Linked DNA regions of Mus musculus: region 2 is linked to region 1. The links are chromatin contacts, found by POLR2A ChIA-PET in ENCODE. All regions are on one chromosome and are shown on one strand. Each heading gives the region's core, a stretch centred on a gene start or an enhancer-like site at or near the end of the contact. The rest is flanking DNA. Distances are from core to core; before and after follow the strand shown. Region 1 holds the start of R3hdm4 (R3H domain containing 4). Region 2 holds the start of Cirbp (cold inducible RNA binding protein).

What was found. ChIA-PET counts read pairs that join two places held with the same protein, here RNA polymerase II (POLR2A).
Region 2: POLR2A ChIA-PET joins it to region 1 with 10 read pairs in embryonic stem cell. The contact joins the promoter of Cirbp here to the promoter of R3hdm4 in region 1. POLR2A ChIA-PET finds 5 or more read pairs at or near these places in 5 of 5 experiments (Patski and embryonic stem cell).

The regions. Positions count from the first base shown.
Region 1 is chr10:79,913,025-79,919,048 of GRCm38, reverse strand. It overlaps R3hdm4 (R3H domain containing 4), which reads left to right and starts at 2,119. Exons shown (of 8, transcript NM_177994.5): 1 at 2,119-2,226; 2 at 5,338-5,492; 3 at 5,703-5,824. The coding sequence starts at 2,165. It overlaps Kiss1r (KISS1 receptor), which reads right to left and starts at 2,078. Exons shown (of 5, transcript NM_053244.5): 1 at 132-2,078. The coding sequence starts at 375.
Region 2 is chr10:80,163,456-80,169,613 of GRCm38, reverse strand. It overlaps Cirbp (cold inducible RNA binding protein), which reads right to left and starts at 1,775. Exons shown (of 7, transcript NM_007705.3): 1 at 1,698-1,775.

The DNA of each region.
Region 1 (6,024 bases), core at 870-3,369:
CGGCCTTCAAAGGACAGGGAAAGGTGGGGCGCACAGCAGGTGAACACTGGAATCTGAGGAGCCTCGCTTCGTTCCTGACTTGGACCCCAGACCTGTGCACACCCGGGAACCCCAGGAAGGCACGCACTCACCGATGTAGAAGTTGGTAACTGTCTGCATGTGCTTGTGGCGGCAGATAACGTAGATGACCAATGAGTTTCCGACCAGCCCAAGCAACATGAGTGTAGCGAAAAACAGGGGAACCAGCCAGGCATCCAGGGGCCTTGGCGCAGAGCCTGGGTCATCCGAGGCGTTGACACCGCAGCCTGGGCATCCTGAAGCGTTGGACGGAGCCCACCAGGTCACATTGGGAGCCAATGTCGCCTCGGTGGCCATGCTTCCCCACCTCTGTCGCTCTCTTCCTCCAGGCAACCTTCAAGGATTGTGTCCTGGGACTGTGGGGACCAGAGGGAGGACCCCACTCCTCCTCGGGGCCAGGGCCGCTCTCCAGGGATACCTGCGTCCTGGCCTCTGTTGCTGGCGGCAGGGGCTGGAAAGAGGCTCCTCTGCTAGCTTCGCAGCGGCCACTTTTATACCCCCCGCCCCCTCCCTTGTCCCCGCCTTCGCGTCTCCCTGCGTAGTAGCCGCTTCAGAGCCTTGCGCTCCCTCTTTCCAGAGCTATGCCCGGATGACAGAAGGAGGGGATGGGCTAAAGGAGGGAGGGCTCTGGGCACCAAGCAAGGGAGGGTCTTGGCCTTCTATGGGGGTTAGCTTCAACCATGGGCTGCAGGCAGATTGGCCCAGGCCCGCCTTCTGAAGAAGCCCTGGCAGAGTTTGCCTCTCCAGGACACTGGGAGCCATGATGCACGTCAGGACAGGACAGCACCTTCAGATACATTTGGCTGACTCTGACTGATAGTTACAAGGTTCTATCCAGCAGTGAGTTCCTGTCCGGAGAGTAGGCTCTTTGGAAACTATCAGCAGGAACTACAAGGAACTGACCTCAGCCACACCCTCGCATCCCTGCTAAATGTATCTCAGAGGCTCCCTTGCTCCCAAAGAGGTTAGCCTTGTCAAGCCACCAGAATACTATGCAGCAGAGAAAAAGAGGCTGCCATTTTCTAGGTGAGACTCAGAGGGAGTGTATTTATGTCATCCACAGGCTCATCCTAGAGGGCGGGCTGGAAGCTGGGGAGAGGGCTGAGTAACTAAGAAGCAGTCCTGGCTGAGGGACCAGGAAGTTTACAGCCTGGGGACTCTGAGGGTGTCAGCGACTGTGTCCTGGGGCTGTGGGGAGCAAGATGCAGACTGAGGGCTCTGCAATGAACCCCTTCCCTCTCTTTCAGCCACAGAACAACTCTGGTGTGATGTCAGGAGTCCAAGTCCCCAGGTCCCCTTCCCCTGAGTCCCCTCTGCACCAGACTCATGAGCTCGGCCATCGCTTCACCTGTCTATACAAACCCTCAGAGTGGATGCTTTCTTTTGGGTCTTTTGTTTTAATTAATTAGTTGATTAATCAACCAAGTGTAATAGTTTTTCTAAAAGCACGTGGCTTTCCTGGAGCCCAGGCTGGCCTTGAACTTGCTGTTGGTTAATGATGACTTGAAAGCCTGATCCTACTGCTTCCGTCTAACCTATGCTAGGCCAGGAGTGCACCACACCTGCCACTCCACCCCAATTAGGTTTTGTGGCTGAGGCTGGGCTGGAACTCCACTGATCTTGCTGCCTCAGCCTCTAGCTCAGCTGTGCACCACGGCCAGTTTCCCCTTCGCTTGTTTTCACCAGACTAGCTCTCACAGACAGTGGTCTGGAGGTGTTGGGTCTGCGGGCGGGTCCTCCTTTTCGGCCTCAGTCCCCTGCACTGTTCTGTCACCCTGGGACTGTTCGCGGGGCTCGCATACCCCTCCCGCATCTGCGCCCCAAGGAGCCTTTCGCATCTCCGCAGTCGCCCCGGGGCTGGTGTGCCCCACCGTCTCCTCCCGGGTGGCTCAGACTTTGTCCTCAGCCAGCACGTCCTGGTGGGTGACACCGCCCCATGTCTACGGAGAGGGAAACCGAGGCAGAGCTTCTAGCCCAGCAACCGCGGCTGTTCCTAGACTGTCCCCGCCCCGGGCCGCTGCAGACTCCGCCCCGCGCGTCACTTCCTTCGCGGCCTCCGGCCGGGCTGCAACAGCGGCTGCAGGCCATGGTGGCTCTGGACAACTCAGAAGGCGGCCCGGAGGCTACCCCGAGCGGGGAGACCAGGCTGTGAGCAGGGCCGCGGGGCTGGACCTCTTTCCGGGGCCCCTTCCTCCTCCCCGGGCTGGGGTCTCCTATTCCTCCTCCCCAGGCTGTTGGGGTCTCTCCTCCTCCTCCTATTCCTCCTCCCCAGTCTGTTGGGGTCTCCTCCTCCTCCTCGTCAGGGCTAGGGTCTTTTCTTCCTCCTCTTCCTCCTCTTCCTCCTCCTCCTCCTCCTCCTCCTCCTCCTCCAGCTAGGGCAGCTAGGATCTCCTCCTCCCTAGGCTGGGGTCTCCTCCTCCTCCCCAGGTTGGGGTCTCCTCCACCTCCTCTTCCTCCCAGCTGGGGTCTCTTTCTCCCCCACTTTCCTCTCCTCCTTTTTCTCTCCTCTGCTCCCTCCTCCATGTTCTCCTCCCCAACCTTCCCCATGGATGCTCTGTCGCTCCTCCGCCTACACCCCTTTCTCTGGCTGCTCACCCGCAGATGCAGGAGCCTCCTGCTCTGGACTTCTGTTGAGAGGGCTCTCTGACCTGGCCGCAGGCAGTTACCCTGTTCATTCCCCTTCTACCCCGCTGGACGGGAGAGCAGCAGCCAGGGGTACTCCCACTCTCTGTGATCCCCGCTGGCAATGGTGACTCTGTGTCTCTGGGGGGTCAGTTCCCAGAGTGGTGGGATGTGGTGTAGCCCAAAGCTGTGATGTGCTGCTGGTTGTTTGTGGCTACTCAGGAATTCAGGTCTTGTGACCTGTGGCCCTGACAGTTACCTTTGCGGGCCAAGCGCTGCCTTGGCCCCTGGCCAGCATGCTGAGTTTCTTTGTGCCTTGGTTTCCCCCATCTGGATGTGGACAGTTGACTCTTTGTCAGACTCGGGGTGGGGTGGCAAAGCCCTTCCTTCCATGGTGTCCAGTATTCTAGGGTTCTATTTGGTTCTACCTTTGTTGGTTGTACTTTATTATTTTTTTTTAATATTTTATTTTATGTTTATGGGCATTTTGTCTGTACATATGTAGGTGTGTGTATGTATGTTTGTATGTATGTATGTGCACCACGTGTGTGCCTGGTACCTGCTGAGATCAGATGGATCCTGGAGTTACAGATGGTCCTGATCCACCATGTTCGTGCTGGGAACGAAACCCCAGTCCTTCTGCAAGAGCGGCCATTGCTGTAACTACTGAGCCTTTCTCCCTAACCTGTGTTTTGTTTTATTTATTTGACTCAGAGTCTCAGGTAGCCTAGGCTGGCCTCTGTCTCTGTATATCTGAGGGTGACCATGAGCTGATCCTCCTGCCTCAGCCTCCTGGGACCATGCCTAGAGTGTCCTTGTTGTGTCTCTAGTGTAACTAAGTTTACGTTTTGGTGACTTACTTCCCACAGGGCCTCACCCAGGTGTCCACCTACCTGCTGGGTGTCCAGGGCCTGAGTCACCTCTGTCCTGCTTCCTGATGGGGAAGTGGGTTCTCTGCCTTTCCGGGAGTGTTTGCCAAAGAAGGGTGTGTTTGTAGCTAAGGTGTGTCTTGGTGGGCCTATTACTCAACCAGCTGGAGGAGTTCCCCAGCCCCACGTCTGCTTTGTGTTGCCCCCCCCCCCAGGTGCTGGTCACACTCTGAGGTGTCGGACACCTCCTCTGGGTCCTCAACTTCACTTTCTGTAAAGTGGCCCGGTTATGGGGGAAGCAGGATTCATTCAACAAACTCCAGAAGTTTAGGTTATTCATTCAGCAAACCTCTTGGGTCCCCTTGCTGGAGCTGCCAGCTAGGCACGGGAAGTTCAGTGAGGAGGAGGAGAAGGGTAAACAGCTCAGGCCAGCTGGCTCCTGTTGGTGCAAGTGCTGATTGGATGGGCAATGCCAGCTTCTGGGAGGTGACATTCACAGGGAAACCCCGAATCAGGCAGAACTGAGAGAGGCGTTTGTATGGAGGTCTCTGACAAGTTTTAATTCAGGGAGCAATTCCGTTTCCTGGAGCTCTTGGGGGCCCCCAAGGAGGTGGAGACTCCCCAAAGCCTTTAGAAGTGAGCACAGATCGGGTGCTGCAGCACCAGGCCAAGGGTTATCAAGGGCTTGCCTACGGGAACCTGGGAGCCATGTGGGCGCTGACACAGGCGCCTCACCAGCCTGGTGGGCTTTGGTGTGAGCGGGCTCATATGTCCAAGCCGGGACCCAGGTGCACATCTGTCCAGAAGACTGCTCCAAGCCCCCTTTCCCTACTATGTCTGTCTGTCCTTCCTGTAGGGGCAGCTGTGGTTTGTTATCAGGCTGTGCCAGCTGCAGGGATGGAGCTGGGACAGAAGTGGCCCAGCCTCAGACCTCAGAGTTGATAGAATCCTGAGTGTGGGCCTAGGACCCAGTAGAAAGTTTACAGCTGGGCTAACCTCAGGCCGCACCCTGCTCAGAGATGGTGTAGAGGTGAGGGACAGACCCCTTCTTGGGAGGGAGCCAGGCAGGCCTCAGTGCAGCCACTCGGTGGCTGAGGGGATAAAGGGACATACCCTGCCAGAGCTGAAGCTCCAGGCCCTGACCCCACTTGAAAGGAGACAGACATGGTGCTGCTGGGGACCCAGGTGCCAGCCTTTCTGAGCCTGCTGCTCTCCCTTTCGCAGGCACGGGGCTTCCCCCCCCCCCCTACTCTCCCTGCAGTTCTTGCCAAGCACTGGCCTGAGCTCCTGGGCTCCAGCTAATCTCTTGGCAGGATTAACAGCATTTTCAGGAGGTGGGCATTTAGCTCTGAGGGTGGCCGAGGAGTTCCTGGGGCAATTAGCTGCCCTCCCCCCACCCACGTTAGCTGCCTGTGGTGCCAGGCAGGTGCACTGGGCTGTCATCCTGAGGCCCAATGGTTCTTCAGGTTTAACACACGCGTGGGGCAGAGGGTCTGCTTCCCGGGTTTGGCGTCCAATCCCTGGAGTGCATAGAGGTCGGACCTTGGTGTCTTAGGGCTTAAATCTGGAAGATTGAGGGTGACCAGAGAAGTTACCATTCTTCTGTGTGACTGGTTCCCGTGCCTTCCTTTCTCCGAGCCTCAGTTTACCCTTCTTGCATCAAAACTTGTATCCTGGGGTGGGGCTGGGTGGGGGGGATGAAGCCCCTTGTTGCCAGGGAAACCAAGCAGACCCCTCACCTCTGATGGCCTCCTCACCTGGTACACAGGTCCCTCCCTGGCTGTCTCCCCCCACTCAGCGGCTCACAGGTGAAGAGGGTCTCAGCGTCCAGACGCAAGCAGCATTTTATCAACCAGGCTGTGAGGAATTCGGACCTGGTGCCCAGAGCTAAGGGACGGAAGAGTCTGCAGCGTTTGGAGAATAGTAAGCAGGGAGTAGGGTGTGTTTCCCTTGCTGTGAAACACCCCGTACTGGCCAGGCGTTAGAATAGGGCTTCAGAGGGTGCATAGGAGTTCAGCAATGCAGGGAGAGATAGATGGGGCTCTAGAGACTGGGTGGGTGAAAAAAAAAAAAAGAAAAAAAATTGGGGACAGTAGGAACCCAGGGCTGCATGACCCCAATCTTTCCTTCCAGCCCAGTACCTGCTAACACTGCTGGAGACCGCTGGGGGCCCTCCAGGGGTGGAAGATGGGGACCTGACTCCTGCTGCACCTGGCATCTTCGCAGAGGCCTGCAGCAATGCCACCTATGTGGAGGTGAGACCCTAAGGCCTGCTGCAACCCCTGAGAGGTGCCCCACCCCTCCCCTATATGCTGCCAGATCCTGGGCTCATCTGCACTTCGTGTTAAAGGACCCATTTGAGCCAGGTGTGGTGACACACGCCTTTAATCCCAGCACTTGGGAGGCAGAGGCAGGCGGATTTCTGAGTTCGAGGCCAGCCTGGTCTACAGAGTGA
Region 2 (6,158 bases), core at 526-3,025, 250 kb before region 1:
CCATGTGGGTGTTGGGAATTGAACCTGGGTCTTCTGGCAGGCAGGCAGTGCTCTCAACCCCTGAGCCAACTCTTCAGCCCCCCACATTCTTTGCCTTTAAAAAATTGAGACAGTGTCTCCTTTTATAGTCCAGGATGGCCTTGGAACACCTGTAAGGATAAGTCACTGAAAGCTTTAAGGAGTTAAAGCTGCCTCTTCCCATCCCTTACCTACATATGTATGTATGTATGTATGTATGTATGTATGTATGTATGTATGTATATAAATAAAAGTAACCCACAGCTGGACATGGTGGTATATGCCTTTGATCCCAACACTTGGGAGACAGAGGCAGGCAGATTTCTGTGAGTTTTGAGGCCAGCCTGGTCTGCAAAGAGAGTCCAGGATAACCAGGAGTACACAAAGAAACTGGGGGGGGGGGGCTAGGGGGGAAGCATGGGGGTGGGGGGAGAGGACCCCATGGTCTTACTGGGAAACCTCAGCTTCAAGTGGGGTTTCTTTCACACCTCTCATCCAGCCATTCAAGTCACCGAGATGGGAAGATCAATGAGAAAAAGGACACTGTGGATCAGTTTGAGAGACTGTTTCAAAACAAATACCCATCTCGCCTAGCCTGTGGGAGTTGGAGGCAAAGGAACAGAATCCAAAACCAAATACAATTGCACAGCAAGTTCAATACCCTTCTGGGCTACACAAGAGGGAACTCTTTTTGCTTTTATCATCCCAAAGGCATATGGAATACTTTGTCATACAGCTGAGGCTAACCTTAAATGATTCTAGGTCTTGATTACACCTGGCCAGAGAATCCCAAGGTTAGGATCAAAATGGCATGGTCACTTTGCAAATGTGTGTGGTTGGGGACAGAAATGATAGTGACTGCCTACCCTCACTAGCATAGAGTTGTTGGGCCAGAGAAACTTCACTACTGAAATACGCTTTTAGGGTACTGTCTGGAGGTGTGCCAGTTGTGGGATGCCTCGCTTACTCAGCCAAGGACTAGAGAAATGTTTTTGCACGATGGACTCAAGGGAGAAAGGAGGTTGGCCCAAGAGGCGTGGCTAGCGAAAGGGGCGTGGTATCTAGACAAAGTCATTATTGGCAACCGACAACTTGGAAAATAAGTCCACTATACCACGAAACCAGTCTACCTTGGGGGCAATAAACTTGGGGCACAAAAGGACAACATTCAAGCCTACATGTGCTTTTTTGTTCCCCACGTGGAACCACAAGGGAAGAGAAAACCGAGGTAGAGCCAGCTGGAGTAAAAGGGTCGCACGCGACACAGCTCCACATCTGCGGACAACCGGACTTTGGAGGTAGGAGCGCCCCGCCCCCGGAGCAGCGCATGCGCCAAGCGCGCACCCTGCGCCATTCCATCCGGGCACTCGGCAGTCCCGCCATTTCGCCGGCGAAGCTTTTCAAAGCATCGCGGCGGCCATTTTACAAAAAAAAAAAAAAAAAAAAAAGCCCACCGTTAAGGTCGGCCTCGGCCCGGGGATGACGCGCGGTGGAGGACGCCCTCCGACAAGCGTGAGGCCCCAGTGTCCCGCTGCCCGCCTCGCCGCCGGCGGGGCGGACTCCAACCCGGGCCCGCCCCCAAGTCCCAGGGGCGTGCCGCTGCGGCTCCGCCTCGCCCGAGAGTCACAGGCCGCCCGCCGCCCCGGGCCCCTCAGAGCCGGTGCCGCCAGAGCCCTCACCGCTGAGTCGGGCAGGTCCCTGACGCGAGCGGGAAGACAGCGCGCCACACACACCCAAGCTTCCTAAGGCGCGAGTGCGAGGGGGAGCGCAAGAGTCCCGCCTGATATACTCCACTCCTGGAGCCACGCCCCTTAACCCGCCCACCACGCCGCGCTGACCAATCCGACGCCTTAGATTCGGCATCTGCGCCTCGGTGGAGGGGCGGGACTCCGTTGGCTTTGCCCTAGTCCGCGCGGAGGCGCTGAGTGTTTTGATTGGCTGGAATCTTTCCTGGCCGCATTTTTCCCCCCCACCCCCCGCCCGCTAGCGACTAGGAGGCGGGGACAGCTGATTTGGAGGCGGAGCTGACCCACTTCCGCGTTCCCGACCCGTTTGTCCTGCGGCGGGGAACAAAGAGCTTTTGCTACCTCAATGAGACTCCCAAATATGGCTCCAACCTTGACTCATCGACTCAACACTTTTATGTTCTTTTTTTTCTTTTAATATTTAATTACAGTTATTTAACTGAGGCGCATTTGTGAAGCCAGAAGACAGATGGAGTCTCTCCTTCCATCATGTAGGTCCTAAGGATCATACTCAGGATTAGCCACAAGCAGCTTTATCCACTGAGTCATCTTGCTTGCCCCTCTTCTCCGTTCTTGCTCATGAAACCAAAACCACCGAATTACTCTAGTCCAAAAGTACCTCCCAATACAACTGCTGCCTAACAGTTCTTTGGACCCCAAGGACACTCCATAAGATCAGCCCTAAAATTTCCATCCCAGTATTAATCACAATGTCAAGATTTTCTCTAGATTTCCTGCACCCAACTCAGTTTTCCTACAAATCTCAACCTGCTGTATAACGACCATTTGAACCCTGATTTCTGCCCATCTCCAACCAGGTGTACATTACCACACAGATGGCAAAACACCACTCTTTTCAATGTGTACCTGCATTTTCTAGAAGAGACCCCAGAGTCTCAAGCATGCCATGGAAGGATTTCTATCCTTGAGCCACACCCCTAACCCCTCACTGCAGAATTCTAAGTAGTGGCTAAACCAAGCTACATCCTTAGCCTTCTTAAACACACACACCACAGAGAACAAAACAAAAAAGTGTATTTTAATTTTATGTATATGGGTGTTTGCCTGAATGTCTATGCAGCACTTGCCTATCTTGCGCTGACAAAGACCAGAAGAGAGTGCTGGATCCTTTGGATGCAGAGGTCCAGACAGCTGTGAACCTTTATGTGGATTCTGAGAATTGAACCCACGTCCTCTGCAAGAGCCCTTTACCACTAGGCCATTTGATCCTTTGAGACAACCTACATTTTTCAATCTATCCTTGAAATCCGTAGGCTCACATCCCAAGTAGCTGTGATAACAGACCCATGTCTCCAGGCTACATTTTCTTCTCCCTCCACTGTGGTTTTGAGAGTCCTGAGTCCTGAGTAGCCTATGTAAGGATCCTTTTTTTTTTTTTTTTTTTTTTTTTGGTTTTTCAAGACAGGGTTTCTCTGTATAGCCCTGGCTGTCCTGGAACTCACTTTGTAGACCAGGCTGGCCTCAAACTCAGAAATCCACCTGCCTCTGCCTCCCTAGTGCTGGGATTAAAGGCGTGCGCCACCACGCCCGGTTTTATGTAAGGATCCTAACTAACCCCCATCTAAGGCAGTTCACCTCTCACTTCAATGGCTTCTGCTTAATATATGGCCTGAGGAACAAGCCAGTGCAGACATCTCCCTAGATATCAGTGATAGGAAATCCACACTTCAGCACTGCCCCTTGGAGAGAGTACAGTCTGGTGACTTGAGAACTGAGACATCCCAACCCTGCTTTAAGCCTCAGACTCACTGACCTTCAGATGAAGTTGGTCGAGGTGACCCAGCTGTCACCAGGAGAAGAATGCCAGGACCCCTCAGGGATTCGATGCTCCCCTCCCCCTAGACAGCAGCTGGTGACTCATGGCCACCCCCTCTGCACTTCGCTCTCTGCACGCAGCCCTCCTATCCCCGTCAGAGCAGCCTGCTGCGTCAGCCACTCACGCAAGGAGGTTATTAAAAAGAGCTGAGAGACCAAGATGCCTTCCCTCCCTCAATGTGCGCAATCCAGGAGGGGAGGGGATCGTGCCTTGCAGGGACCGCTGGACCACAAGCCAGCAGAGCCAGAAGCAACAGTCCTACAATGTGCCCACAGGAGGGAAAATTGGATCCCTGTAATCCCAGCTCCCAGGATCATGCTGGGCCCCTAGCCTGGCTCACATTCTGGCACCTTCCAGTTCCTGGTTTTGAGAATTGCCGTACTCAGTCTTTGATTCATTCATTCATTCATTCAACCAGCACCCACTTACTAAGCTTACTACTAACCGGCTCATTTGGGCCGGGCTCCACCATTACCCATAGCCATTTTCGAGCCCCAGAAAAGCGTGAAAATGTCTGACCCATGGATACGGCTTCAGGGTGCATTTTCTTTCGCCTTTGGTGTACTTGTGTCTAAAGCGTGTCCCGTGTACTTACCTGTGACCACGTGGACAGGTGGCTTAGCTTGCCACCATGACCCTTTGTTTCTTTTGGTGGGCTTTAAAGGAGTCTGAAACTCTCTCTTACACACACCTCATATCCACCAACGCTGTGAATCCCTGAACCACGGGCAAATCCCAAATAGTGCTCTCTGCCCGATAAGGACAGGAGAGGGCGCTACAGCCTCGGCTGGAGTGTTCAGGACTCATGTCCCACCTCTTTCCAGGCGGCCACCAGCTGCTTGGCCAGGCTATGGCCACTAGACGTCGCCATCGTGGACAGTTATCACTGACGGAAACCAGAGCTGTCAGTGTCAGTGCTGGTTTACCTTCGCTGTGCCCAGCTCGGTGGTAGCTGGACTGCACGCTCGAGGTTTGCTCCTGCGCGTCTGGGCAGAGCAGTTGGCCCAGTGTCGCCCATCGGGACACTAGTACTACTCCCAAAGGGATCCCATGTGTCTTGTATAAATCCGAGAGGGGGGCAGGGTGTCAGCTGCACCCCTAGAAGGCGAGTCCAGTCAGTCCTGATCTCGGGCTTACCCTGCACCCCACTCCGCTGCTGGGCGTCGCTATAGAGACGACGAGGGGTGACGCCTCCACCTCCCCATCCCCGGTTCTCCGTCCGCCCGCCGGGTCCTCCCGGACCCAGGCTAATGACCGGGCGGGAGATGGTAATAAGCGTCTGGGTTGGGGACGGGCGTGGCCCGGGATGAAAGGCGCGTTGGGGGGGGGGCACCCCGGGGCCCGGTAATTACCGCCCCCTTCTCGGCCGGGCGGGGGCCGGGGACACTGCACCTGGCCTCTGCCCGGCGGGGGCGCACAAGTGGGACCGTGATGGCAAAGCCTGGAACCCGCCCAGTTAGCTATCCCAGTTAGTTATCCTCTGGGACCAGAGCCAGGGTGGAAGATGCAGCCTATGCATGTGTGGCCAGGTGTGGCGCACATGTGTGCACGTGGGCAGAAGACCCGGAGGGACATAGATGGAAATGTAAGGATTCAGAGAAAACATCTGGATCCTGTGGACAGAGGAAATGGGTTTGTTAAATATGTGTGAAGAGGACACAGTCACCTTTGCATGACTGACCTGTTTTCCCTAAGGACAGGATGGGTGGGCAGGGTGCTGTGACGCCAACATACACGAACACAACCTGGATGTAGATGCAGGGTTAGGTGTACGTGACTGGGTGGGCCAGCACCCACGGAGGTAATGTAGCCATCTATGCCTGTGACTCACGTTCCTGGGTGGGCACAACAGAGAGCTGTGTCAGAGGCACCTGGGCTCTCCCTATTAGTGAGTCCAGAATCACCTGTAAGGGTTAAGCTTGCCTTTCTGCTACAGAGTGGGCTCTGATTTCTCTGCCACTCAAAGAGACTGCATTCTGCTTCTGGAAGGGGTCTGCAGCCAGGGCGGGCTAGGCTCAAGTTCCTGTGACTCATCCCTCCTGCAGCCCTGAGTCACACCCCAGGAATGGAAATAGGAAAGCCTGGGAGGGCCAGGCCCTGCAGGCTCTTGCCCAGACCTGGGCCTTGAGCGGCAGAGGGACGCCTCAGACAGCACACACATCCTATGACATGCCACGCCATACACATGCACATCCACGCCCTCTGCAGCAGACTTGTTGGGCTCACAGTCACAGACTCGACATGCTTTTGGTATCTGATAGATCCCGTGGAAGGTCCTCACGGGTTTCCTATACCTGCTTAACTTAACTGCCTTTTTTTTTTTTTTTTTTTTTTTTTTTTTTTTGGGTTTTTCAAGACAGGATTTCTCTGTGCAGCCCTGGCTGTCCTGGAACTCACTCTGTAGACGACCAGGCTGGCCTCGAACTCAGAAATCCGCCTGCCTCTGCCTCCTGAGTGCTGGGATTAAAGGCATGCGCCACCACACCCGGCTACTTGCCTGCCTTTAATAAATGTCTGGGACTGGAAAACAGTGCACTGAAGCCAGGTCAGGGCTGTAG